Linked DNA regions of Mus musculus: region 2 is linked to region 1. The links are chromatin loops, found by intact Hi-C in ENCODE. Cell type or tissue: left cerebral cortex. All regions are shown on one strand. Each heading gives the region's core, and the rest is flanking DNA. Links, peaks and the distances in the headings are about the cores only.

What was found. Hi-C counts contacts between places; a loop is a spot of excess contacts. Peaks named below come from ENCODE experiments on the same cell type or tissue, not always from the same donor. Only the 100,000 strongest peaks of a DNase experiment are listed, where the experiment ranks them.
Region 2: a loop joins it to region 1, with 2.3 times the contacts of the local background. A loop is called at or near these places in 4 of 42 quality-filtered maps.

Annotation. Positions count from the first base shown.
Region 1 is chr1:163,302,800-163,317,626 of GRCm38, reverse strand. Prrx1 (paired related homeobox 1) reads left to right here and starts at 3,977. Exons shown (of 4, transcript NM_011127.2): 1 at 3,977-5,232. The coding sequence starts at 4,992. In left cerebral cortex, for the core only: a CTCF peak has its summit at 5,520; DNase peaks (open chromatin) are centred at 4,341, 5,270 and 5,554; H3K4me3 peaks cover 2,382 bases; H3K27ac peaks cover 1,578 bases.
Region 2 is chr1:163,356,227-163,371,053 of GRCm38, reverse strand. No RefSeq gene overlaps it. Among named protein-coding and RNA genes, the nearest start is that of Gm24940, 39 kb to the left of the region's middle. In left cerebral cortex, for the core only: no CTCF peak of the experiment used is centred there; a DNase peak (open chromatin) is centred at 8,691.

The DNA.
Region 1 (14,827 bases), core at 4,135-6,634:
ACTATCAAGCCTGTAGGCAGGACCACCCAATGCTACATGGCTGTCAACCAAAATTCCTTCTTACCCTAGTCTAGTCTCTTGGCAACTCTCATTCCTAGCTCTACCTTTGCTCCCACTGAGGTCAGGGTGGGAAGTCTGAAAACAAAAATGCTTTTAGAGGGGCTAGACCAGAAAGTGGGTAGAAATCCAGTGCCCAATACTGGATGGACTTACTAGGAAGAGAACTCTATAAGTTACGTCATCCAAGGTTACAGACTTTTATAAATAATGATTGATGGGTAGGAGTCAAAGTTAAAGGCAAGGGAAAGCCTACACATGTTCCAACCTTCCTCCAAGGAGGTCACTTTGGAAGACAAAATGGTGATTAAAGAAAGACAAAGGCAAACCCAAGCCACTTTCCTCTAGGACTTTCAGAGTGCTCAGGCCTGGCCAGCAGCCTTCCTTGAAGATAACTGTGTACTGGTAGCCACAGCTTCCTCTCCTGAGCATTTCTGCCAGATGGTTACTCTGTTCTGGAATTCTGAAAGTTCTTGGCTCTCCTGGTAATTGCAGCCTGAGCACTGAGCCTTGAGCCCTGAGCCCAGAGAACTAGGTTCAACTTTTTTCTCCTTGCTCTGCCCCTGCAGCCAACAATCGATCCTAGAGCCTGGACATAAAAGAGATAAGAGGCAAAAACAAACAAACAAAGCCCTCCCTGGCCCAGAGCTGAGTGTGCTTGGTAGAGCAGTAACTGTGTTGACTCCATGGGACCTGGGAACACCTTCTCCTGCCCAAGCACACAGCTCAGATGTGATGTAAATGTTCTCTGATGTAAATGTCTTACATTTCCTCCTAGGGCTATTCTACTGTCTTTAGTTGCAATCCAGAATCTCAAGAAAACACAAATGCCATATGTAAACACAATCAGGATGCAGATCCAATCCAGTTGAAATTGCAGACAGAGAGAGAGAGAGAGAGAGAGAGAGAGAGAGAGAGAGAGAGGAAGAAGAAGGAGGAGGAGGAGGAGGAGGAGGAAGAGGAGGAGGAGGAGAAGAAGAAGGAGGAGGAGGAGGAGGAGGAGGAGGGGGAGGAGGAGGAGAAGAAGAAGAAGAAGAAGAAGAAGAAGAAGAAGAAGAAGAAGAAGAAGAAGAAGAAGAAGAAGAAGAAGAAGAAGAAGAAGAAGGATGAGGAGGCGGAGGAGATGGAGCTGGAGACAGAGATGGAGACAGAGAAGAAGAGGAGGAGGAAGAGGAAGAAGAAGAAGGGAAAGGAAAGACAAGAAAAGAGCAGACCCAGAAACACCTGAAAAGGCCTGGGGTAACAAAAGTTCCTTAGGGTGTGGGTTTCCTAGAGGACTTGCTTCAGAGGGGCTTTTCCCAGTCCAGCCAATCCTTCCCCCTGACTGCAAGGGATAGTCTAAGTTTTCTGGCCAGACAAAAGGGCTTAGTGCACACAGCTGAAGCCCAGGAGACCTTCTAGGAAGAACAAAAGGTTCCAGGAGTCTTTTGAGCTAGCACAGCCTCTAAGGAATGCTAAACAAGGTTGTTAGGTAGCCTAGCCGCCTCCCTTGCCCTCCCTAGGCACCAGCAGATACAGGTTTCTGTGGAACTCCAGAGCCCCAGTTTGGAGGACTAGAGCACACTCTGTGCCCACAGATGTCAAAGGACACCTTTCTAGTATACCTCTCCTTGCTACAGGTTTCTAGAACAATGGGGGAGGGGAAGTCAGCAAGTGGCAGTAGTTGGTTTGCCTCTGACCTTTAGGAAAATACCAGACATTTGCATTTTCTATATATGCTAGATGCTATATTTGTTATTATCTAAACAAATTTGCTACACAGATGTTAGAAATGTATCTAAATGTTCCCATAGAAACCATTAATACCCAGGTTGATACTGTAGCAATTGGTTGATAGGAACATGGGTAACCAGCTGCGGTTTTTCAAAATGTGCCTGCTTCCTGGAGAAAAGGCGGAATGCAAGGAAAGGCACTTAATGATATTTCTGGGGATGGTCTCTGATCTCTTTTCCTTGACAGTCTTCTGGAGTATCAACCATACTGGCTGCAAACAGAAACAAGGATACTTCTTGGAGGCAATATCTAGGGTGCTAGAAGTCCTGATCTTTTACTCAGGATTTGGTCACAAATGGCAATCCTCACGTCTGAAAGAAAAAGGAATCCATCTGTGTAAGTAAAGATGGAGCGCATGAGCCTCCAGTCTGAGAAGATATGGGAGAGACTGATGCTGTCTGGCCTTAGGAAGAGAGAAAGGGTGTCTCCTTTCCCCTAAGGGAGCAGAGAGTTCCAGAGACACCGGTGGAAATATGCCACTTTAACCTGACCATCGAGTCGCTTCCACTCCAGGCACTTTAGGCTCTAGGAGTCTCACCGTTGGCATCTCCGAAAGCACCTCAGGATACTCAAGTCCCCACTCTGTCTGGCCCACCCACGGGCAAGTCCCCAGCGCAAGAACCAGCTCTTCTGGCTTAGATGCCCTCCGGCAGACAAACCTTCGCGGCTCAGAGCCTGAGCTGCCGAGCAGGGGCGACCAGAGCACTTTGGCGGGGCTGGGGGCTGCCGGTCGGGGGCACGGCACGAGTGGCTGGAGCGAGGCGAGGGGTGGAAAAAGGAGGGGGCGGCGGGTGGACTAATGATGAAAAAGTCTCCTCCATCCTGGCTCCTTAATTAAATGCATGGAAAGAACCGAGGCGCGCACATCTGGTTTCAATCTACAGCCCTTTGATGGCATCAAATGTTCTTTTCCCAGATCAGGGCTGGAAGTTCTGGGCTAACTATGGCCGTTTGGAGCACAGAAACCATTTATACACACTGGGACCCTTCCTTCTTTTCAATTCAATCTCATAGCTACAGGAGAAGGGGAAATCTAGCAATCAGGGGAGCGAGGGGAAACGTATGTATGTGTGTGTTTAAAGAACATAAAACGCCACAAATAAGCACATACTATTTTACTTACTGGCCATATAGTAACTCATTCCTAATGAGACTATTAAAGCTGTTACCAGATTCCAACAGGTCATGAAAACACCGTCCAGCACCGCTCTGCCCTCTGTCAAGCCTGGTCATAGACTTCGACCTTCCTCAGTCTCTGTGTTTGCCAGGGCCTCACCGAACTGGATACAGATTAGCACAGAGCCCACCCCACCCCCAGCTCCTCCTGCTCCCCCCAACTTCTTCAGCCCCAGTGTTCCTGTCTGCTCTGATCTGGGGCAGCCTCGGCTACGAGCAAGAAATTAGAACATTGGCAAAGGTAGGGGAATTATCAGGACGGACTTTCTTCTGGTTTAATGAATATGTAAATTTTCTACTGTCTGAAGCCTGGGGATTTCTGGTGGCAGCGAAAGTCTCGAATCCATTCGAAGCTGAAGACTTCTGGATCTGCCCAAGCCGTCTTTAGATCGTAGAGAGCCTCCCGTTATTATCGCTCTTGTTATTTTATTACATTATTTAATAGGCTGTCTCTACAGAGCCAAACGAGCTTTAATAGGCTTGCTCTTTTTTGCCGTTCAGTCTCAGACTCTCCCTGCGCTCTCCGCCAAAACAAAGCTGCAGGAAAAGTTACTGGGGGGCGGTGCAGCCGCAGATTTGACTGTTATAGATGTGCATCTTTTCCCTGTTCCTTTTTCTTTTTTCTTTTCCTAACAAGTTTGCCCTCAGCTGTTATCAAAACATGCAAATGAGATATTCCAAGAGGATCTCAAACAAATCCGGAGGAGTTAATGCTGAAACAAAATAATCAGCCCCGTTTTAAAGTGACTGCGGGTTTCGGGCACTTTTCTCTCTGTGATACTACTGCAAGGGAATGATAATTAGACCTTTATTTTAAAAATCCAAAGGGGCTCTCTCCTTAGCTTCCCTCCCTTTTCCCTCCCTCCCTCCTTCCTCCCTCCCTCCTCCTCTCTTGCTCCCTCCCTCTCCCTTTCTCTCTGGCTCTGATGTTGGCAAAGGGGTTTTCTTAATCAGACTGTTTTTTCGGTCCGAGGAAAAGGAGGTAGGAGATTGTGATGGAGAAAGGGGGTCTGTAAAACGTCAGGCGCCGCACAAAGGCTTTGCCACGTAATTACAGGCTCCTATTAAGTGGAGATCTGCCCTCCCAGGGGTCTCCAATTTTCTTGTATTCCCTACAAAGCCTCCTCTCCATGCCAGCCTGTGCCTTTTGAAGTGCCAGAGAGCTTCTTGATCCAACTGAGAAGGGAAAAGGAGCTCCGCACGGAGAAGGGGGAGAGAGCGGAGGGAAGGGGGACCGCCACCCTTCTGCAGACTCTTGAAGCCCCGCTTCTTTATTTCTTATTTTTTTTTCCTCCTTACGAAGAGTAAAGTGAGAATCCTGCTCTCTAATACATCTGCAAGACATCACTCTCCTGAAATTCTAGTCACTCCCGAGAATCCACAGGAGTGCAGAGAGGGGGAACGCGCTTTCTTGAAGACATTTTAAAGCTGGAACAAGCCTTCTTCTGTTGGCGCTTGAACTCTTGCCGGGGGAATAACTTTTTTTAACCTCTTTCTCTAATTTTTTTAAAGCCACTTTGATTCTTCTCTCCACCCCTTCTTCTCTCTTCTGTTTGCCTAACTCCCCCGCCCCGCTGGCCTCCCCTTTCCTCGCTCCCCCTTATTATTATTTTTAGTGTCTGCGAGTGGACGCTTTTTAAGAGTTGAAAGGGATATTTTTTTTCTTTTTGATCTAAGCATAGGTTGTTTGTTTTGTTTTTATTTTTGAACTTTTTGGTGTGGATTATCTCTCTGGACCGCGCTGGACTTGGCTTTAGCGAAGTAACCGAGGCTGCAGGGAAAGTTACTTGTCCCGAAAGTTCTACACTTCAGAAGGGGTCCCACCCTCTGTTTCTCTCTCTCTCTCTCTCTCTCTCTCTCTCTCTCTCTCTCTCTCCACTCCCCCCTCTTTCTTCCCCACTCGGCTCCTCTCCCCCCTCACGCCCACAGCGTTTGGTGTTGATTCGAGCGGGAAGAGGGGGGTGGGTGGGATTGGAGGGGAGACCATGACCTCCAGCTACGGGCACGTTCTGGAGCGGCAACCGGCGCTGGGCGGCCGCTTGGACAGCCCGGGCAACCTCGACACCCTGCAGGCGAAAAAGAACTTCTCCGTCAGTCACCTGCTAGACCTGGAGGAGGCCGGGGACATGGTGGCGGCACAAGCAGACGAAAGTGTGGGCGAGGCGGGCCGGAGCCTGCTGGAGTCACCGGGACTGACCAGTGGCAGCGACACCCCTCAGCAGGACAGTGAGTGAGGGCGCGTGCTCCGGGGAGTGTGCGCTGGGGACACAGGGTGGAGGCCCGGGGAGGGCGGCGGGAGCGTGTTCCAGGCTTCGGTTTCGGGGAGACAAGGCGTTAAGAAGTTAGGAGTCCTGGGAAAAGTGGCTGGTTGCTGATCGCAGAAAGACCGATGAGAAAAAGAGGGCTCCCCCAATGCTGTAAGCCAAGCGGGCGCTGGAGAGAGACCCGGAGGCCCAGGGACGCTGGGAGGCCAGGGGATCCCATGCAGGGATTCTGCGGCCACCACTGTCTCCAGCCGCCAGGGCTGCATCTCCAGTTCGGGCGGAGCGGCGGTCAGAAATCCCGCAGGCAGGCGGGGCGTCCACGCCAGGGTAGGAGCGGTCCGGTCCGGCCAGAGCGCAGGCTACACAGCCACCTCGGTTAGAGAAAACAGGGAACAAAGATGCAGGGCAGGCTTGGGAGCGCGTCTTCCCTGGGGTTGAAGGGAAAGCACTGTGCTCAGAGGAACCTGGAAGACAGGACTAAGGTCGCATACCCTCTGTGCATATGACCCAAGCCTGGAAAAGACTAAGGGCAGCGCGGGAACACACAATTCTTGTCGCCCAGGCTTGCTCTCTGACCTCTGCTGTCATCTCTACCTTGTTTAAGATAGAGCTAAAAACCCACCTATTAAGTTAAACCTTGATGAAGCTAGGAGAATTTTCGTTAGAAGCAAAATCCAGAGACTGCCTGGCTTGGTCTAACACCATATTTGCATAGGGGAATCGCGGGTTGCAGGCCCAAGTTCCTGTGCAGCACGGCCTGTTGGCCCCTAGACCTCCAGAAAAGTCTATGAACAAGCTGCCTTCCCCAGCCTTAGTCACATCTCAGTTATTAACTTCACCTTTACAAAAAGACTGACTGCAAGTGTATATCGTGGTCTCTTAGTATATAACACACTTGTCACCTGGGCTCATTCTCTAGTCAGATGTACAGAGAAGTTGCAAAAGTCTGGACCCGGCAGAACATTCTAAAATGACCTCTTTCCTTATCATTATGTGCTGATCGCTCCTTTAGAGCTCCGAAGGCCCTCTGCCATTCTGCGATTCTCTCAAGGCACTGTCCCTCTTAGATTACCAAATAATTTTTAAGGCACTCAAAACAAACTGGCATCAGAGCCAGCTGGAAAGGGTTCCTGGGCACAGTGGGGGGAACCAAGCTCACAGAAGCCACAGGAGAGCCCTATGTGATCAGGGCAGTGGCTCCTAGTTCTGCAGTCTGCTAGGATTGAAGTAGTTCAGATGGCAGTATCTTGGGGACAGTCAACGCTGGATTGGGCTCACTGAGCACCACATGAGCTGGATAAAGAGATATGAACTAGCCATTTGAATTATATATATATATACCAGTCTAAACCACACCCAGGAAGAATCAGTGTCCCCAAAGCCTGGGTAAGGGCTAGGTTCCGAGCTATAGTTATTCTGTGTAGAGTTTGAGGGAGGCTGATCCTGGTATACATGCCAGCATCACACGGATACAGTATCTGAAGCTCTAATAAAATGGACTACAAAATACTATGAGTATTTTCACTGGGGCAAAATATAAAACAATATCTAGGAAGATAGTACCTGGAACTCTGTGATTCTATCAAGACAGTTTCTACACGGCTCATTGTTGATCTCAAAAGTTATCACTATTTGAAGAGCTAATGTTAGAACTTTATACTACCACCACCACCACAACCCATAAACGATGCCAAGAGAAAACAAGTATTGCAGAAACTGCTGTGTTGAAGACCAGGGTGGTCAGAAAAGAGAGGGTAATACTGCTCTTTGCTCCACAAAAGGCTGGTACATAGGAAAAGCAGGACCAAGACTGGCCTCAGCAAGCCAGAACCCCAGGGTGGCAGTCGACTTTAGAAACCGTGCTGGGCTAGAAAGGGACAGAACCCCTGTACTGTTTTTATTGGTTCATCTGGATTTTGTTTTGTTTGTTCTTTAAGGAAAGGCTAGAAGGGAGCTCCGGGATGGTCATGGTCTTCCACTGAGTATAGAAAAAGCCAGGTAAAGGAAGCCACTGAGGAGCTGATTTGGAGCGGCTGTACGGAAGCTGGTTGACACTAGAATCACCAAGGTCACAGCACATATATAAATCCCCTGACCGATTTTAAGGTTTCCAGAAAGGGGGGTCAGAGGACCTATTGTCCCCCAGAAAAGGGGACAAGATCTCATGAATCTGCAGCGAACTCTGCACCAGCTCATATTTGTAGTGACTAGAGAGGCCAATGGAGAGAGGACCCAGGGAGGTAATCAGGCTTGCCTAGGTAAAGGATACACCAAACAGGACAGTCACCAGTCAACTTAAAATGCTGGATGAGGTGAGGAGTATCAGTGAGCAGCACTTAGAATTTAGAAAGAAGTCAGGGAGACATACACACACCCACACGGGGCTGACTGTCTTTGCCTTTCTGGGGGAGATGGGCTTCGGGTTTATACTAAGAAGCTATTGCTTTTGGAAGCGGATTTTTTCTTAACCTTCCCCTTCTCCACAGGGGGTGATAGATAACAGGAGACTCTTATCTCAAATCAAGCAGCTCCCTAGATAGATACCCTTCCTTACTCTTGAGCACCAGGTAGAACGCAGAGGCAGTTGGGACCTGTGACAGGTTGTCACCCTCTGTTTCCCAGCCTGTAGCAGACATCAGAGCTCAGATTAGAGACAGGGAAGAGGGGAGTCTGCAAAAGAGGAGAGCTGCTGTGGGAGATTTGGCTGTAAGGGATTTAGGGGTCACAGTAGGGGTCACAGGGGATGGAGAAGTTCACAGCCAGTCAGGTGCTCAGAGTGAGAAAAGAAAATACCTTTCAAAGAGATGGGAAACAATGAACAGCTGCCTTAGTCTTCCAGCTATATGGAAAGTTGGCCTCTCGATCTATCTAGAGGAAATTAGCATTAAGGTTCGACTCATGCCCTCAATAATAGCCTTAATTTTGTGAAACTTTGCATTTTAACCTGGTCAATTGTTATCAAAAGTTAAGAGCCCTTACTGTCCTCTCCCACTTTAAGTCAGTAATCTTGCCCTTTCATTCCTCCTTCTGGTCAGGGGCAGACCCCCACTCTATTTTCTTCTCTGTGGAAGGACTGCTTTTATTATTGTTTCTCCCAGCCCTGTATATTTCTCTGGAAATTTTTGGTTCATTTAACACTGTTAAAAATCTACGGCTAATGTAAAGGAGGAACGACTGCGAGTGTGTGAACGCCGGTGATGGCAGAGAAGGATTGAGTAGCAGGGAAAGGAAGAAGTCATAAAAACAGGCAGACCTATTCTTGGGGCGAACAGTTCATCTCGCTGTCAACTTCTTAATTTCAACTTCTGCAAACTCTTAAAAAAAAAAAAAACACGCCTGCCTTCCACGTTCCCAACCTCTAAATTAGTGAAACCAGATTGTCCTAATAAGACCTTTTGTTGAAAACACATGTAGTCATAAAAAGGTAGACGGAAAGTCAATTAGACACGCGCGCGCGCGCGCGCACGCACACATTCACCAGCCGGCGCTAAGTGTGCACCCGGGCACAGCTGGGCCCCGGGCCGTGGTGGATGCAAATGGGGAACAACAGCGGCGCGGGAAATCGATTTGTCACAAAGGCAGAGGTGTAAACGCAGGCCAAGGATCGCCCTCCTGAGCCACCAGCCACACTCTCCCTGGCCCAGCTTCCCAATTTCTCTAAGCCAGAGGAGAAAAGAACCTTCTCTAGGGCGCTCCCCAGTTGGAATCTGCATCAAAATAATATCAATTCCCTCTCTCCCAGTTGTGGCTCCTTTCACAATAATTATGGCGCCACAAGTGTCTTTGGCAGCACCACCCTAGGGTTTGTGCCCCATGCTGGTACTCTGAATTTGAATTCAGGCCTCAAGGATCTTAATTCAAGACAAAGATCATAAAACAAGTCCTCTTAAGGGTGGCCTGGAAATTTCTCTCTTCACAGGAGCAAGGGATAAAAATCCAGGAGCAAAGGAGTTCCCCAGTCCTGAAGTGTATCTCAAAGGCGGGTGGTGACCTGCTTATTTTGCTTATTTTACGTACTGGGACAGAGAGGATCATGGGTGCGTCCTCTTAAAATTTTTAGAGAAAAAGACAATTTAGTAACTTCGAAAGTTTGGGGACCAAGGATGTCTTGGGGTTTGAAATATCAGGGAATTGCACCCAGAAGAGCCAAGGACTTGGGCTGACCAGACTCCTTGAGGCTCATTCTCCTATTCCATGAAACCCTTCTGAGACCCTGTAGCTTCCTAGCCTTAGATTTTGCTCTGTGCGGATGAACTTTCTTAACTCAAGTCACAGTGCTGGGTAGCAAAAAACAGGCCCGCAGCAGATCACACCAATGTCAGTAGTTCCTTTGTCTTCCCATCATTCTTGATTTAACAGCAGGGATGTATAAATCATCCCCAAACCAACAAATGCCACCCCTCAGGCCCCCTGCGAAAGCAGCGAGTGCTTTTCTATTACAGGGGCGGACTCCCAAGGCTGAGTTTCTAAAGAGTTTCCGCCTGGGAGCCCTATGCTCTAAATGGCGGCTATAGATTCTCAACTATGACCTATGACGGTCTCTAGACCAATTGGATGTTTTATTTTAAAGAATTTACAATCCTCTCCCTATGCGGTGTTTATCGGGATTCACTGACACGTAGTGAGCAGAATCTCCGCCTAGACAAAGCAGGCAAAAACTCTGGGACTGCGGGTACCCAGTTGTTTCAAACTTCTGTGCCTGTGGGTCTTGCACTGTGACCCCAGGGAACCTTCAGTTTAAGGCTCCATCCTCTTTGTATGCTGTGGAATGTTCATTTTATTAACTCTGTAGAAGAGCCACATGAGGAACCACTTTGAAAATGGAAAGGGGTATTTATAGAAAAGGAGATGGGTTTTGCATTGTGTTGGGAGTGGGCAGAAAGAGATTTTCAGGCGGACAGTATCCCCCCTCCCCCAATAAAAAGTAAAATATGGATCTCAGAAGACTCTATCCAGTCTTGGATAGAGCAACATTTAATTTTAAAAAAAATGATTATTTTTGTTGTTGTTGTTAAATGTCCTTATGGCCATTTGTGGGCTAACAATTAGAGAATTACTTATAGGCAGAGCATCACTAAATGGTGAGCCATGCCTTGTCCCATTTCCTTGATCTACTCTGATGCTATGAGATGCCACCTTCCATGGGTTTCCTACTTTTTCTCTCCCTCTTTATCAAGAAAAAGATCTGTGTGCCTTTCGTAATGGTATTGATCCACAAGAATTTGGATTCTTGGGGAAAAACAAAACTTAGAGCCCTAAAGTAAATAATCTCAAATAGTAGTGAAAATATCAGCAAAGCCGCATGGGCTCCTTTGTGCAAAGTGCAGCTTCTGGTTAAGCCAGGATAGGTGTAGGTACCAGAGAAAGGAAGCAGGACTGGCAGGGACGCTTCTGAGTTAGCAAGTTTAGTTTTACAGAACGATGTCTCTACTGGAGACTGAATATTAGCAGGTTCTTAGCATCAATAGATCCGAGTTCTCAAAGAAGTATTTGTGTAGACCTCTGTGACATACTGACTTTAAAAGTAATAGTATTTTATTGGCTTGAAATCACTTAATTAAAAAAAAAATCTAAAGCTGATTCCAGAGGGTTACAACCTTGGTTGCTTATAGGAGTGAAATAATCTCTACCTGTGATGACTTAGCGGCTGCTTATGAAAGAAACAGAAATCGTGTCAACAAATAAAACAGTAACCTTTTAGAGGAGCCCAAAGACAGTCAAAACTTATAATTTCATCATTTCTGGAGTTCTCGAATGAGGGACAGAGGGCTGAGTTGTGGCCACATAAATTCTTGGATCCTGAGTGCCTAAAACCCTTTTCCGTATTGCAGAGTAAGGAAGGCTCGGGCCCTGAGGACGCCAGTCTCCTTTTTATGATCATTGGTTACACCAGGCTCAGCATCAAATGAAGAATCCACTTGGAATGTGCATGAGAAATGAGAAGTAGTAGTGTTCTGGGGTGTGTGTGTGTGTGTGTGTGTGTGTGTGCGTGCTTTAGGTAAAGAGGAACTAACTGAACAAAGATTTTTTAATTTTAAAACATAGCTATCAGTGTCTTTGGTTTTCACTGCTTTTGTCTGTGCCCAGGCAAAGATACAAACCAGCCTCCTCCACCTCTACCGGCTTCCTCCTAGTCCAAAAATCCCTGCCTTTTGCAAGGCAGGACCACCAGCCTAGCCTGACTGGTTCCTGCTTGCCTTTTCTTTCCAATAGGGGGTGCAGTTCTCCAGGACTGAGGCTGGGAAGTAGTCTGCTTTTAAAATAAATAAAAAAATAAATAAATAAATAAATAAATAAATAAATACTGCCCTTAGCTGGGAGACACAAGCTGTAGGACTCTTCTGTGTAAATGGCAAAACATAGAAAATCCCCACAGCATGAAGACATTGCCACAAGACTGGCCCTTCAGTTATAGCTGTTAGAACTGGCCCCTAGGTTCTATGGAGGGGGCATGCTGATGTGTGTGTGTGTGTGTGTGTGTGTGTGTGTGTGTGTGTGTGTGTGTGTGTGTGTAGATTTGGCTGGTATTAGCAAGATATATTTCAAGCTGCAATAGAAACCCTTAGAATACCTGTAAGTCTTTAAATAGGACAGGAAGTCTGGCACCCTGGAATGGAGGGTAACCCTCTTTCCTCAAAGGAAAGCAGTTAACTGCCCAAATACTTGTGAGATACTGAAGTTTGAACACTTGATATCGCTTCCAATCCCTGCTTCAGGGACTTGAAGATAAATTCTTAACCCCCTCTGTAAATTTCACAGTTCTTTTCATTTTCTTCTTACTCAGTGGTGGTGGGAAGAAGACAGCACAATGGCTGAATGAGAATACTGTTGTCTCGGTGTAGATGCAGCGAATACTGTTGTCTCGGTGTAGATGACAGCGAATACTGTTGTCTCGGTGTAGATGACAGCGAATACAGACGTTTCCAGATAATCTGACCTGAGACGCTCAGTAGAAGCTGGAGCAGGAGGCTAGAGCTGTGAGGGAGATTATTTTCCCACAATCCTGTGTCAGAGAGTGTGAACATTGATCCCATTCAGCTACTTTCTCCTTATTACTCACTGCATTATATTTTAAAGGACCTCACAGCCCCAGAAGGAGGTGTAGTTATAAATAAGCATGAGAAACAGATGGGTGCTCTCTCAGCTAGGTTCATACAAGGAAGCCAAGTCTTTTCAAAGGAGACTCAGAAAGACAACTTCAAGGCCAACTCAATCAAAACCTGTGCCAATCAGCTTGAATACGGGCAAAGTGTAGGGCCTGGCCAGCAGTAGGTACAATCAGAGAACCACTTTTTCTCATGTTTACAGGCAATCGCTTTATACTAATCCGGTGCCAGTCTGCCAAAGGCTTGGTAGGATTGGCTTGGGCCTGGTGGGTGGGGAGAGAGTCAGGTTCCAGCAACCTGCCCTTTTTACTTTTTGTTCTTTGTGTCTCTGCCTCAACAAATTTAGTGCTAGAACTTAAAACAACCCTTAAATATTATGTTCTGGAATCTTCTGAAAGAGAGGGGTGAGTGCTGAGCTCCAGTATCTATACCATGCCAGATTTTACCTGTATTCTTCCTCTTTGCTAATCCACTTCATTATTTCACTTTTGACTTGGGGGTTCTTGAGACGGGGGTCTCAACCATGTAGTCCTGAGTATCTGGGAACTCATGACACAGATGAGAATAGCTTTGGACTTACAATGGTACTCCTGTCTCCCGACTCCTATATGTTAAAATCACAGCGGTGTACTACAGCACCTGTCCTCTCTCCCAGTTAGCAACCCACTGGTTGTTGTTGTTGTTGTTTTTTTTTTTTTTTTTTTTTTTTTTTTTTTTTTTTTTTTTTTTTTGAGTTGTTTCTTGTGTCTGTTCCTTCTCGGGATAACTGATGAGCTCACGGAACTCAAGGTCCTAATGGAAAATATACCATGGATTCTAAATCTTTGCTCATTGTCATTCCCATGCACCGCCACTAATCTAGAGCAGAAAGTGGCAGTAAATAATGATCGGCATCCCAACTCTCTAATCCACTTTCTATTGGCGTTTCTTCCACAGATACTGCCATAGCTCGTCGCAGCTGCAACACAGAGACGGTTGTCAACTGGTGGTGCTTAGTAAGCACTTTCAGTCAAAAGTTTTCACCATCTAGTGACAGTACTAAGCACTCTAGTCTCTCTTCCCAATTTCTGCTTCTTGCCCAGGTCTATACTGTCCATAGCCATTTATATATTATTATTCCCCGCTCATAGCTAGACAACTCTATTGAAGTCACAGATCTATGTATGCAGTCACCTACTTGATATTTCTGTTCCAGTGTCACAGAGGTGCTTTGGCCACAGAGATAACAACGTGCGGAGCTCCCATCCTTTGATCCTCAGATTTCCCTATTTTCCTAGGGGCCAACACGTGGCAGAAGTGAAACATCCACCCGCAACTCTCCTTCTCTTATGCCCTTGCAGGCTTCATCTTTAATTCCCTTCCAGTTTACCTTTAAAAATCTACCTAAACCCCTCCTCTTTAAAATCCCTAGTCCATCAACCTGCACCCTCTCCTTTCCTGATAGCTCTCCACATGTGCCTACTTGTCCTTTCTTACCTGCAGATAAGGAGATGTGCAGTGCTTAGAATCCTTAAAGCACATCTATCTATGGTTTCTACCAGATACAGTGTTTAAAAATCCTATCTCTGCCCACATTAGAGCACACAATTGCTTTTCAAACTTTCCAACATCATGGAACCAAGGATGAATGAGTTATCTTGACATTTTCTTCCTCTTCCTTCTCCTCCTCTCCTTCTCCTCTTCTTCCTCCTCCTCTTTCTCCTCCTCCTTTTCCTCCTCCTCCTCTTCCTCCTCCTCCTCCTCTTCCTTCTCCTCCTTTTCCTCCTCCTCCTCTTCCTCCTCCTCTTCCTCCTCCTCTTCCTCCTCTCCTTTTCCTCCTCCTCCTCTTCCTCCTCCTCCTCCTTTCCCTCCTCTTCTTCCTCCTCCTCTTTCTCTAAAGTCTTCATTTTCATCCTGCTCTAGCAATTTGCCATGTTCACAAGCCTAAATCTTGAGAGAAGCTGGCTTGCTGCTGTGCCCTCCTGTGCTAGCTGGGAAGGTGTATTCCTATGTGGAAGTCTCATTTCTGTGTCTCAGCTTCTTAAGAGAATGAGCTGGCTCGGTATATGCTACCTTCCAAGGTTCTAGTGCCATGACACTTCTTTGTGATACTTCTGTTTAATTGCAGGCCCTGTAAATCTCTTTCTGTACCTTCCTGTACATGACTCCAGTGCTTGGTCTGGAGACACTCAATGCTTCTACATGCATTGTTTACTTGTTTTCTAACTATTTTAGGACTGAGAACCTACCTTGAAGTTTTTCTTAGGACTAGAGACTAGTGTAGGGCATATTTCCTCAGACACTGTATAGACACCTCGGCAAGGAGGCATTCTTCTGACCCTGTCTTTCTAGCTGCAAGTATTTTTGTTTTGTTTTGTACTTTTATAAAATAAAAATGAAGTAGTGCACATGCACATTTTAGAAAACTATATTTATTTACACCAACATTAAAAATGAAAAAGTAAAGTTACC
Region 2 (14,827 bases), core at 7,244-9,743, 50 kb before region 1:
GTGAAGAATAAAGGAATAGGCAGGGATATTGTGATGGCCTCCTCTTGGCAATGATAAGGAAGTGACATAGCTAGGTAGCCAGGGAGTTCTCTCTAGTAGGAGCATTTGCAGGTAGCAAGATGATGCATCAGATCAGTTGGTCCACAGGTGGAGGGAGAAAAGAAAATGTGTCTGACAAATCCCACTTTTACGTGTTCTGATGGGTAGGCAATTAAGTCCAAGGGCATTAATACAGATTGCACTGTATCTGTGGTTCTGGAGCCTTAGATACTGTGTGTGGTATGAGCAGTATGGCTGCAATGTGCCTGTTTTCTCTACTCTGATGGTAGAAGACAGATACTCCCTGGCACGTGAGTATCAACTGAGAAGGAGACCTGATGCCAGCCGCAAAGCAAGAGGCTGTCCATCCCTAAGCCACCAAGCCAGGCTGGGTTGGCAGGTAATGACAAAGCACCAAAAGACCCCTGAGACCCTCGGGAGAGCCCTAGTTTAGAAGTAGAACAGGCAGGAGCACCTCTGCCCCACCCCACCCCCCATCTCCTTCTCTTCCTTGAGTCTCCTGATCAGCTGCAACTCTGTGGCTCAGCACAAGCCTTGTTACTTTGAAATTTGCTACATGGAAAGACTCTGCTAAATTCTGACACAGTGTAAGGTATTAGTTATGAAACCACATACTCATATCCTTTCTGAGAGCTGAAGCAGTAAAAATAAACGGTTTAATAATCTTTCTAAAAGACCCGCTACATGCTTCAAAATTAAGCACCTGACATCTTTTATCACAACCAAAATAACACAATGAACATTGCTAGCAGAAAACTCCTTTCAATTTTCAAAACTCCTTAGATTCTATCAGAGAGGAAAATGGATGTCTAAATGTAAATAAACTGAAGTGAAACCAGTTCACCCTGTAAAGTGTGGCTGTTTAGTTCTTACCATGGACGAGAAAGCAGGTTTTGTTTATTTAGACCTTTTAAAGGTTGTTTTACCGCTACGATTCTTAAGCTTGCCATGGTTACAGGCCAAGCCATTTTCAGTATAACTTGCTGATGGGCTAAGAAAGGCTTGATTTCAGTCTAATGTTGGGGGAAAGGAGCTTTCCTGTTCCATATTTAAAAATCAAGATTATCTCCCAGCTAAGGAAGATAATGAAGGCTGAGTGTGGTAGAACTGACTATCATCCTTGTAGTGAGGGATTCTGGGGCAGGGAGGTGCATTGTAGGCCAGCGTTAACTGCATGCCAAACCAAAGCCAATAGACAGACAGACAGACAGACAGACAGACAGACAGAGGAAGGAATAGGGGATGGGGAGGTGAGAGGAGAAAGGTGGGGAGATGAGAGCCAGAGGGAGGGGGAGACGAAGAGGAGAGACAGGGGTAAGGAGAAAATTGCCAATATCAGAAGGCCCGGTGCTTTTTCAGGACATTCCTCCCTCAATGTTGTCCTTTGACTTCTGAAATGAGATGTTTTGTTTCATTTCTGTTTTGTTTTGGTTGGTTTTGAGGTGTTTTTTGTTTTGTTTTGTTTTAAATTCAGAGTATTCACTATTAGTATTTGGTTTATGATATTTGGCCTGCAGTGATGGTTAAGTTAGATTAACTGATGCTGGGAATGGGAGACCCCAAAAGCTCGCTGGGCAAAGGAAGCAGGGAGAGGGAGTAGCAAGAATAAAGACAGTGTTGATGATTGCTGTGCACTTTGGGATTCCAAACAGGACCTCCAGACTGAGTAGTCAGAAATGAATGTGTATCGTTTGAAACCTGGACATTTTGAGGTTTAAAAGGTAAAACCATTTCTCCTAATTTTCTTTTTAAGAAACTGACTTCTTTCTATTCAATATGGACAAAATAACAAAAATATTCCTCCTTCAGTCATCACGGTAATTTAATAATATACGTTGGTGTGTCATAGACTGTATATGATGGTGATACATAACAAAATGGTCAAGAAAGCAAGACTTCCCAATGGGAAAGCAGCTTGTTGGTATTTGTGCAAACTATTTTTGACTTGGGTTTATATTTTTAAAAAGGGGATTTGGCAAAATAACTCAATACTTCTGCATTTCTCCTATCTGTCCTATCCAAATCCTCCTTGTCTTAAACTGACTTCAGAGAAAATTGGCAGAACATTTAATGATGTCCCTAAAATTGATACATAAGGAGGGTAGAACTAGCCTTTCTAGAGAAGCCCTCCGGCCTCCATTCCTAGTGCACTAACAGTAGGCGATGAAGGATGCTACAGAAGCTGAGTTAGCATGGAAACAGGATGGAGGCAGAAAGAGGCTGGAGCCTACGACATTTTTCTGATGATGCAGTAGTCTGAAATGCCAGCCCTCTTCAGGGGATAAAACAGCTTCCAATAGGAAAACATCTCCCTCCACAGATGAAACTCCAGGACAGTTGCATATCTCTTACTGCTTGATTTTCTTAAGTTATCTTTAGTCATAAAGAAAGATTATTATCTAGTAAGAGAGGACAGTGAACCTAAGAGTTAAGACATCCACACACATGATCCTTTACAATATTGTTTCCATCTTCCTGATTTTGCCTGGTTCTCCAAATCAGGAATAAGGAAAGGATGGGCTTAGAAAGGTAGTATTTGGTATATATTGTCAAAGCTCCTACAAGAGCCATCAGAACAGATTCTACATCCTCTTTGTGATGAGTGCTATGGTACATGGTGTGCTGGGACCTTTATCCCTCAGGACTGTGTTACCTTTTGGGAAGCATTGGCTGTTGATGGGTCACTGGCAATTCTGATAATCACTTTAAGTGTGACATGGTTACAGAGCAAGACATTTGCATTATAACTTGCTGATAGTCTGAGAAAGGCTTGGTTTCAGTCTAATGTTGGGAGAAAGGGGGGGGTTCCCTGTTCCATATGTACAAATAAAAATTATCTTCCAACTAAAGAAACTATCAAGGCTGAACTGATAACTCCCAGGCTTACTGTGGACTGAAAAAGAGTATTTTTGCCAAAAATAGTTTCTTTTGGTGGTGAGGGGGGGTGGGGGGACAGAAAGAAGCCAGACGATAGTTATGAGTATATAAATGATTTCTCCTTACCCCAAGTTGGGAAAAAACCTGGAGCCAGACCTCGCCCACAGCATGTGGAGGAGAGAGTCATTGGTGACTGGCGCTCCTCCCTGGACTCCACCCAGTGCTCCTTTCTGACCCACCCTTCCGTTGCTTTCCTCCGGCATCCTCACCAGTAAACTTTTGTAAGCATGTCTGTGTTTCAGAGTCTACTTTTGTCAAAACCTGATGTATGAGAGCCGTCTATGATCTGGGGCACACATGAAAATATTAGCAAGAAGGGAAACATGGCCCAAAACCCAGCAATATAAATGTCAGAATACAGCAAAACAACCAAGCAGAATAAAAACATACTTTTCAGTATGATGTTTAGCATTCCACAGAGGGTATCTAGATGTGTGGTTAAAGCTCATGTACCATAGGCCTTGCTCCTTTTAGTACTAAAATAAGTGCTGAGTCTTTCTCACATGTCCCATACCCATCCTCCTCTATAATACATTTAAAGATATTTTTTTTAAAGCTTTAGAGAAAAGTGACTTATTCCTGGCCACCCAGTTATTAGGGGTCAGTGCCAAATATGAGATACTTTAAAATACAGTCAAGTTAAAGTCTAAATTTAACTTGATTTCATTTTTTAAAAATGTTTTAATGGCATATACCACGCGCAAGGGGAGTAGTTAAATCAGAAATACTTGGTTCTAACCAAGTTTCAGCATTCCTGAAATAACTATTGTCTTTCACAAAAAGGGACGCTTGATATAAATATAAACTTGATTTCTCCTATGCAATAACTGCCTTGATTCCGCTGTTTGTTTGTTTATTTGTTTGTTTGTTTGTTTAGGCAGGCTGTATCCATTTACTTGAAATGACAATAATTCACACAGCTTTAATCAATGCAAACCAAAGTTGGTTCAGTGGTTAAGAGCATTTACTGTTCTTTCAGAGGACCTGAGTTCAGTTCCCAGTACCTGTGTGGAGGCTTACAACTGTCTGTAACTCCAAATCCAGGGGACTTAGTGCCCTCTAATGACCCCCAGGCCACAAGGCTTGCATGTGATACACGTGCAGACAAAGCTTGCTTACACACAAAATAAAAGTAAAACGTTTTGAAAATCAATTAATTTTCTTCATAGTAATATGATAATGTAATTTGTGATAGTATAAATTTGAATTTCAGTGCAGTCCTGTGATGTGATGTTTCTTTCAAAGGATCAACTTTTAGGAGCTTGGCTTATAAATGGATCTCTAAGCCTGAAAGGAGATTCAGTTGTAGGAAAAGAAAAGCTTGATGCTTGGGATCTACTGTCTGCATCCTCCTCATAACCAGGGTCCTCCACAGCCAGCTGGAGGACCATGCACGGCCTTTTGTTTCCTATTCTGGATTAGCATCGCTGCATTTCGTGGAGAGGGAAAAGGACATTCCAACTATAACACGCTGGCTGTGTGGAGGCTGCGTGGTTATGTAACACCATATTTTTTAATACAACTGACAGTCTGTCTTGAGATTTAAGTGTTTTTTGACAGTTTTTATGCACCTGTTAATTCAAAGCTCTTAACATATGCCAGTTAAAAAGAGCCAGGCACTAAAACATCTAGCATGAGAGGCTAAATACGACTCAACTGCAGTCTCAGGCAGGCAGGCTGACAGAAACAATTCCTTCCTTCAGGATGGAAATCAGCTGGAGTCTCCTGAACCAATCCTACGACGGTGGAGTAAGGCGTAATGTCTCTTGATTTCTTAAGGAACAGATATCAAAGTCTTCAGCAGCATTTTTCACTCTGGACAGTCTTCTGCTCTTTTCAGATGGAGAACACGGAATCTGGAAAGATGTGTGTGCCCGCTGTGAGTACTCACGGTGTTACTGATGCAAGCTTAGACCCGACTCCATTTAAGACAACTCTGTCCCACACCCACCCTCCATTCCCTTCTATGTATAAATAGCAAAGCGGAGAGCAAATGATTATTTTTTAAAAAATGTTGACGTTATAGTTTTCGTGGAATAGAGCAATGCCTTCACTTACAGTACAAACAGTGCTCTAACAGCATAATTAGCTCTCATTAACTTTCAACAAGATTAATTAAGGGACACTCTGTTGAAAACCAGTTACACACCAAGAAGGAGGTGCTCTGTCCATTTATGCAAAGCAACCTATAGTGAAAGTCACAGATCTGGATATAGCAGCTCCCAGGGCCTGTGCTTTGGTTCTTCTGTGAGCCTACCTGAGGATAGAAACAGAACTATCTTCCTGTTGGAAGATTTGAGATAAGTTCTTGCCCAATAGAAATATAACACAGGGTCGCACAGGGAAGCCACAAAGGTCATGAAAGGATTTTGATTGCCACATTTAAATGAGTAAAAATAAACACGTCAAAAGAATTTTAATAGTGTGCTTACTTCACATCGGAACTACCAGAAATGTTAACAAAATGTTGCCCTTTTGCTAGATAATGCATAAATGAGGTATTTTACATTCTTCCGGGCTGCAATCTAGAGTATATTTTGCATACCTCCGCATAGAAGACACCCGATATAGCCAGGTATAGCAAGTGTAGTCTGAGTATGTTTTTGTTTTGTGTTGGAAACAGGGTCTCACTGTGTAATTCTGGCTGGCCTCAATCTTCCCGCCTCAGTGTGAATGCAGTTCTATAGATCATCTTGAAAATATGCTGACAAAAGTAACACTTAATGACCATGGAGAATCTCACCAACACCTGACAGTGGCAGGAACCCTGGAGAGAATCCAGAAGCCCCCACCCCCCACCTTATGACTATAACAATTTTGTTCAAAAGTTCCTTTTAGCTTTGTTATAATGGTTATCTGATTCAAAGAATTGGAAGAAAAAAAACTGCATCAACTTGTAGAATGAATTACCTAGATAGAAAAGTGACTTTTATATTATCTAAGCATCTAGCAGTGTTTCAGTGACTCTGAGGTCCCAGGGGCTTCTGTTCTTTCTGATCAGGAGCTCAAGACAATATGCACAGTTCCTAAGCTTTCAGTCAAATCGACCTGGGTTTGAGTTTCACACTTATGCTTTATGTCACAACAATTTTTATTTTACTACTGAGTACCCATTGCCTCATCTTGAAGCATGTTATTTCATACAATCATTAGGAGAAACAAACAAAACAAATACATTTAAGTACAGCTGGCAATAAAATGTTATAAGAATATATCATTGTTGTTGCTAAAGCACCAAAAACCATCTGGATATTTGGTGTTAGGGGTGAATGTAAGAGTTTATTTAGCATTTAAGATACCATTTGTCATATCTCCTACAACTTGTACAATTACACTATTATCTGAGTTATGCAGTTATATCAGGACCAGGCCAGCAGTTATTAGAAAATTACTGACTAGGTTCTAAAAAGATCTGCAACAAAATGATACACTGGAAAAATAATTATTGTTGGTCATTGGAGAAAGAAAAAAAACCCTTTTATTGAATATTGACTATGCTTTTGTTTCAATGTGCCTGGAAAATTTTATATCTGATTAAAAAAAATCTCTTGATATGGCATTCATCTAGGCATAAGAAAGTTGTGATATAGGAAGGTCAGGGTCACATGGGTGATACATACTGTATGACTCTGAAGCTGCCCAACTTTAAAGCTCCTCAGCTTTAGAGCACACCACTTCTGCTACATGGAAATGACTGGATTTGACCTTATCACTAGTCTGGAAATTTCAACCATTAGCAGGGACTGATGGAGTAGCTCAACCAATCAACCAAAACCAACAAACACCCAGCAAACATTGTGGCTGCTTGACTTTGGTTGGAGGGTGTGCCCTCCAATTCCCAGTAGACACTGGCCAAAAGGATAAGCAAGCTTCACCATTAGGAGGCATGTGTCTTGTCTTGCAACCCACTTGAGCTTTGTCATCTTACAATGCCACCAAAAACTGCAGCCTTCCAGGGGGACTCAATTCTGTTGTAAAAAAAAACAAACAAAAGAAAAACCCCCTGCACACACCCCATTCTAGAATGGAGATGCACTCGTGTACTCAATGAAATATGTATTTGACAAGTCTTCTCTCAAAGACACTGAGAAGCTACACAAGTGTTCTCAAATCAAGAATAGCAGCTACCCTAGGCATGGGAGACATCTAACTACTCTCTGATCCAGAGTGACTTTCCTCTTGTGTTTCTCAGGGCACAATTCAGTTAAGGTTTTTTGTTTGTTTTGTTGTTTTATTTTACTGGGTACAGAAGGGAGACTAGAACAGAACCACACCAAGTAGATTGCTCCCCTTTAACGACCATCACTGTCAGTCTGATGACTTGACAGCGTGAGCACTTTGAAAATGTGTCTGTTGTCGAAGGAAGTCTGGCTGCTGGGCATCTGTGTGTCATCAAGCCTGCTTCTTGTTACCTCCTGGAAAGAGGTCCAAATACAAATCGCCACTCTGATGACCTGGCTTTCTGAGTAGCTGAAATCTCCCAGTGCTTTGATAAGAAGACAAGGGGAAGCAATCCAGTCCAAACTGCATTTATATACCTTATCTGAAGGTATTCAGTTTATTTCAAAATGTTTCTGAGCATTTGCCTAGCATGTATGGTGTTCTGGACTCAGATAAATCATTCCATAAATATGTGTGTGTGTGTGTGTGAGTGTGTGTATATGTATGTATATGTATATATGTGACTCTGTGTGTGTGTGTGTGTGTATATATATATATGTGTGTATATGTATATGTATACATATGTATACATATACATACATATATATATATATGATATAGGTTTATGTATGTGTACACACACACACACTCACACACACACACACACACACACACACACACACACACAGAGTCCTGTGTCTCCCATGTTTCCTGTGTCCTCTCATTCCAGAAGTACTCCTTTCATAAATTGTGTATAATTGCTCCTGCTATCTAAAAATGACAGTGGAAAATTACATCCCAGTGGTGGGTTTTCTCTTTGGGTAGCAACAGTTTACACAGTTCCACAGATGATTTGAGTGTGTTCAGCCTTCATTTACAAAGTAGAAAAAGTTCAACAGAGCCCATGAGGACAGCATTAAAAAGAATCCCTATAGACAAGCACTTCAGACACTCATTACCACACAAGCCATCAGTGGATTAACTCTAACAAGCCAAATGCTTGCAGAGGCCACAGGCTGCTTAGATGCAAATAATGCAAATAATAATATGCAAATAATTCAGAATCAAAACTGGCCTTGGCCTTGGCCCTGGCCACAGGCTGACTTCTATCCAGCTACTTTTATTGCTTTCACAATGGACTGCGTTAAAAGGCACAGTGGTCCCCTATCTCTTCAAAATGGAGTGTTCGGAAACTAGATACAAAGTCATTAGACATTTGAAGTTTTAGCATTTCATTTGTCTAGAACCCCTAGGAAATGATCTAGAAGAAAGTGATTTTTTTTTTCACAGTAGTAAGTTAGGAAAGGCAGAATTTGAGGGTGTGTTTTCCATTATTTTAATGAAGAAAACCAACGCATCTTTTTTCAGGAAGAAGTTGCAAAATAAGGCTCCAGAAATAAAAACTACGTGCATACATCCACAGTAATCTCTGAGCCGGATGCCAAGCCCCGCCCTGAGGCCATGTGAATTTTTCTCTTGTGCGTTTGTCAGCCTGAGTCCAAGTCATCTTATTCTTGCCCCACTTCTGTCTGGTTTTGGTTAGTTGCTTCTTGGCATTGCTTCCGCTGGAGCTGAGGGCGTCTGCTCTTTTCTTCTTCCCCGCTCTCATCCCTCTTCTTTTTCTTTTCATTCCTTTCAAAATTTCTCTTTTGGTGTTCTTCCTCTAGATTCCCATAATGACTCAGGGTGGGGGTGGGGGGGGAGAAGGAGGCAAAATGAGATTAAACAGCCTCCCACGCCCACACTGTCCCTCCCCATCAGATATTCACCCAAAATGTAAAGAGCAGGCTTCAAGGAACAGCCTCAGATGGTTCTGGAGTGCAAATGTACACTTGCCTGGTCCACTCCTCTGCAAGAAGCCATAAGCTCTCTCCCCCAGCCTTTGCTCAAAAAACGGATCCTACTCCGGCCTGACACCCCTGCACTGCCATTTTGTGTGAAGGGTTTCCATCAGGACAATCCTTCTGCTTTGCTTTTAAAAATTAGCAATTTGAAATCCAGAGAGTCGGTTATTGTATCCATTTATTTTTAGAACGTGCTTTTATTGGAATGTTCAAGTTGTGGAAAATCACGTGACCACAGATAGACCTAAAAAGAAGAGATGTTTCCCCGCCCTGAATTTAAGCAAACAAGTTTTGTACATATATGGAATATGTTCTAAAGATCACTGCACCGTTATCTTCATCTTTTTTTTTTTTTTTTTTTTTTAAACTGGGCTTTTGCTATGGATTGCATCTGGAGTAGTTTCCGCCAATGAGTGATCAGCCTTTGGAAGGGCCACTTAACAACAGAACGCACATGCTTCGGATTAGCATGTGTGTGTGGGTGTGTGGCAAAGTCATTCCCCCTAATAAATTGACAGTTAGTTAAACTTGAATCAGCCTTACAGTTTAATGGTACAGTAGAAACGGAACTGTTTCTAGCTCACACACATTCTTTTTTTTGGAAGAACTACAGGGAGCCCCCCCCCCTCTTTTCAGATAACACTTCAAGTGAGAGATTCTTTCCTCTCTCCCTATGGGCTAGGCCAGAGTTTTCTCAGAGCTACGGAAACAGCCTTTTGCTGGTGGTATGTGTAAGATTTATAAGCAAAACCAACATCTCCACTGTGTATAAAAATTTCTAAAACTGTTATGGGGCTTGTAAGATGTACTCCTGTGATTGGGTAGCTTGCCTGATAGATGTCTTATGATTCACTCCTAGTTCTCACCCTACTGACCAGCCCCCCACCCCACCCCCAAAAACCCACCTAAAAGTTCTCAGCGACTAAATGGAATTAACACACACAAGTGCAAAGACTGATGGGAGAGAAAATCCTCTCTAGCGTCTAAGATGAGAGTTGTGAACTGGAATTACTTGGCTCAGCTACTTGCAGGAAAAAAAAAAATGTCCAAGCCTTCTTTTGAGTTGAAGTCTGGGGAATGTCACCCTAAATCGCTTCACAGTCATTCCACTGAGGACTCTGAAATGTCCCGTATCACACCACTGACAGGCAGGCAAGCTCAGCAGAGACGATCAGAGCTGAGGGCTGTGTCTATAAGATACCTAACACGGGATAAAAGGTGAACTCTTTAGGACATGCTTCAGTTTTCAGACATTTAAAGACTTGTAAAGAGCAACAGTTCAGAGAGCTATGCATTTATCCATTTAATTAGAATATTTGCCATTTTTTGATGGCTTTGTAATGCCTTTTCTCTCAGGAAAAAAACAAGTCGGATAAATAATAGCTGTTGCTGGGCATTGGGTTTTTCTTTTTCTTTTTCTTTTCTTTCTTTCTCCCTTCCTTCCTTCCTTTCTTTGGGCTGAATGTCTCTTTCTTTTGACTTTCATTTGCAAGTTTTAAAGTAATAAAGTTTTTAAAAATGCACAAAATGTATTGTTAAATCATGTTGTAATAATGTGTCCTCAGTGTAATATAGTAATACGTGTATGGACACACACTTAAAAACCACCAACAAAAACCCAGTTAGGCCAGATTTCCTCTTCTGACTTGAGTTATTTGATATATTATTTCAGAATCACTCATCAGTAAGGCAAATAGCTCCTTCAAGAATAAAACTATAAAAATATACAATTTCTCTTTGTGGATCTAAATAATTTTCCTCCTGTTAGTTGAGATACTGCAACTGTGGTTTTAGTTATGTGCAGAGTAAAGGCAATGTTCTGGTCCAGAATGGTCTCTCTGTTGTCTTAGTAACCACGTAGATGCTACAGAATAGTTAGTTAATGGATTCACAAAAGAGAGTCCAGCTTTAATGTCCAAATTATAATTAACATTTTAGCAGAAAAAATTTTTATCCAAAAATGTTATTAATGATCTTAAGTGAATTAGTCTAAAATCTAAGGTGATGAGGATAAATATTTTGTGTTTAGTAGTTTAATTCATTTAGCAAGGGAGTTATCTTGATTTATATTAATTAAGAAATGGAGGGTTGAGGAAATGTATTTACAATGGAGAACAACACATGGTTGATGTTTTTAAATGGATTTTTAATGACTTCTGAAATGTTTTCTAAATTGTGGGAAAGAAATGTTTAAACTGTTTGATGGAAGTTGATTTTTAAAGGTACATAGTATACTTCACATAGACCTTTCCTTTGAGCCTAACACCCTCAGAAACACTCCTGCTATGAGATCTGTTCATAAACTGCAGACCCACAGAGACAGACTTGTCATACCCAATCTTCTTGTTGAAGAAGTTCATTTTGCTGGCACAAGTCCCCTTGTTCTCTTAGTGTGTGTGTGTCCGTGCATGCGTGTGTATGCGTGTGTGTGTGTGTGTGTGTGTGTGTGTGTGTGAATACTTTGTAGATTATACATATGCTAGGTAACATTCATTTCTAAGATATTAAATGTAATTTTAGCCATTCTTAGGTTGTAAACTATCAGTATTTCAAGTCAGGGCTTTTAAATTTTCTGTACAAAGAACTATGCATGTGTAAATAAAATTGGGATGATATAGAAATATCAAGTTATAAATCACAACATTTGCAAAAGACACTTGAAATGGGCATTGAGAAACCAAACAGTCAAATAACAATGGAAAACCTTTGAACTTGCCCAGATTAGTATAAGGTTCTCAGACCCAAGTTTCATGTTTTCATTTTAATAGCAGTAAGCTACTTTGTTTATGTACATTCACTTTAAAACTCGATTTAAAAAGCATGGCACACATCGTATTTACGCACATGTTTACCACATATTTAAAGACAGATTCTAATGAGGCATGGCTATAAATACATAAAGGTCTGCGTGTCAACACTATTCCATTATAGAAAATATTTTCCTTCCTCCACTTCATTTCTAAAAATATGGAATGTTTGGAGAGGGCAGAGAGTGAAAGAGAAGTGCGTTGAATACTGTATACAGACATTGAAGGCAATTAATTGGCTTTCTTTCTTTCCCTATTTCTCCGTTAAGAACAAAAATAAATACATTGGTGTAGTGGTTAAACTACACAAAGCGCCAAGATGTAGGACAGGGCATTTCTACAGCATAGGGGTACTGTTCCCTCGGCCCTCCTCCACTATGAAATTCTCAGAACATTTGCTGGGTAAAATCAACTTTTGAAAGCCTAGTTGTCAAAACCTCAACATTTAGAGCTGCAAATTAAAGTGATTGCAAACAAAATATTTTTATAGGGGGGAAAAACATATACAGTCAAAAGTCAGAAAGAAGGGAGAGAGGGAGGGAAGGAGGGATGAAGAAAGGAAAGGGGGAGAGAGAGAGAGAGAGAATATGCTTGGGGGAGAAAAGAAAAGAGGAGAGAAGGGGAGAGAGAAGATAGAGTATATATAAAAGCAAAAAAAGCAAGTTTAAAGAATCTGATAAAACAATCAGATATAAACTTAAAATATGGAAGCAGAGTAAACATTACAGATGATGGCCTCAGCGAACCCCAATTCTGCAGGCTTTAGGCTGCCACACGAAGCATATTTTTCAAGAAAATTGGTTGCAGCCGTTGCGCCTTCCAGATTGTAGTGGCAGTGTGCAGAGACGACGCAGGTCTGAGTGATTCTCCCAAGAGCTGTGCTCTCTACCTTTGCAGGACTGGCTGGTTCCTCCTCCTAACCATATGGAATCCATCTCACTCAAGGACCTAGCCTGCTGGAGGGGTTTGGGGGGAAGCTAGGGGCTGCTGCTGGCATGCCACAGGAAAGTTTTATTTCCAATTGATTGGTTACAAATCAGATAAATATCGCTTCTAATGAAAGCAGCTTTGAACCACTGGAAATGTTATCTATAGGAGTCTGGGGTTTATCAGAAGTCAAATGTAGCTTTAATCACATCAACATGCTAATTACAGGCAAACAATAAAAGCTTTAAGAAATGATTGTGTGGGTTTTATTGCTATTGACAGTCGCTGGGGTATATTTATTTCGGGAGGTAATTGTCTGAAGACTTTCTCCAGAAAGACTTGTTTGTATAATTAAGCGCATGTTGGGCAAGCTTATCTGCCCATCGGCTTCTGCAAGTTATAGCTCCCTCAGAACACAGGAGCAATTACATGAGGAGACTCAGGGAGACGGCTTTTCAGTAGTTCATCCGTGAGGGCTAAAAAGTTAAATTAAATTAAAAGTGCTAATGTTCTCTGAAAGCACAGAATGTATTAGAATGAGAAATCAGGTTAGTTGCCAGAAGTTAACTAATAAAGCAATAAAGGTAAATAGAACGTTCCATGGTCAGTAATGTAAGAATATGGAAAAAATCTAAACCAGCTCAAACAGTTTCATTTCAGTGGACACCATCGGGGAGTGGGAGAGGAGGGAATTTTCTTCTTGGTGTATACAAGATCATTTAACAGGGTTGCACAACCCAAATCTGAAAATGTATATGAAGAGGAGACAAAATAGAAAACCGGGATACAGTGCACAGCTATGTATGTGGCAGCCTCTCTGGGTCTTTTGCTTTATTGTGGGTTTAGTTTTGTAACTCTCATAAATGGCCTTTAAGAGTTTCTAAAGCTAAGTGTGGTGGCTGTAATCCCAGCACTTGGGAGGGTGAGCCATGGGTGGGGGGAAGGGGAGGAGGGGATTGCTTGAGTTTGCTACCAGCCTGGGCTACATAGTGAGTTCCAGGCTATCTTCAGAAAATAATTGGGGTCCTAAAAGTTTGATAGGACCATCACTGGGCAATACTTGAATTCCTTTTCCATCCAAATAAACAGCACAGAGGAAATGGCTGTGCTTTGGGCATTGTTTTTAAATGTCCACTTAAATGCTGAAATCTATATCTGTATCTATAGATATAGTTATAGATATATGATTTTTTTCTATTTGGCTGCATTTTGATTGGACCAGAGAAAGAAAGGCCAACCTTTCAAACTATAAACTATTTTTTTTTTGTGTGCCATAAAGGATCATTGAACTGAAAAAAAAAAAACGTGGGGAACCCAATTTTTAAAAAACAATATACTGAAAGGTGTTGAACTGGATTTAATTCTTTCCATTCACAAATATTGGCCTCTGTTCAGTTTCCATTTAATTCAAACCAATTAAAAATGTGGCAAATCCTTGATCAATTTTTTTTTAACCTTTAAACAGGGTCAGTATTGAAGTTGTTGTCACATTTTAATGGGTTCAGGCTCAGTTTATTCAAGAGACAATCACGTTTGCTTTTAAAAGCCCTATAAAACCCAAGAGCTTTTAACCTTTTGGATGCATTAATAAAATGCTAATGACATCATAGCCAAGACCACATTTGGAGGTCTCCAAAACTCCAAATGACTGTTGTGGAAAGAAAACAGAATTTTAATCAAATGATCCGTTATTTTAATGGCCACTTACAAAACAGGAGATTTATTGAGAGGCATAAAGTTTGTTTGCACGAATGAAGGCAAAGCTCTTAAGAATTACCTTCCCCTGGATTTTCCCTCCCAGTGTTTTTTTGCAACATAATACTACTAAATATTTGTGAATTGTGACTCAAGTCTACAGTCTTATTTCTCACCGAATATAAAAGGAAGGCTAGGGAGAGAGAAAAAACTGGTGCCAATTTGTCTGCCCAGACTCTGATTTTTGGATAGAGATTCTTTTTTTTTTTTTCCAGAGAAGGATTTGGTGGGAATGTTTCTCCCTTCAGGGTGAGATATCTGATATCCATCCTGAGACCAGTCATAAGGCCATACTTTCAAGCAAAACTGTGCAAGCGGGGGTAAGGGGGCGGGGGG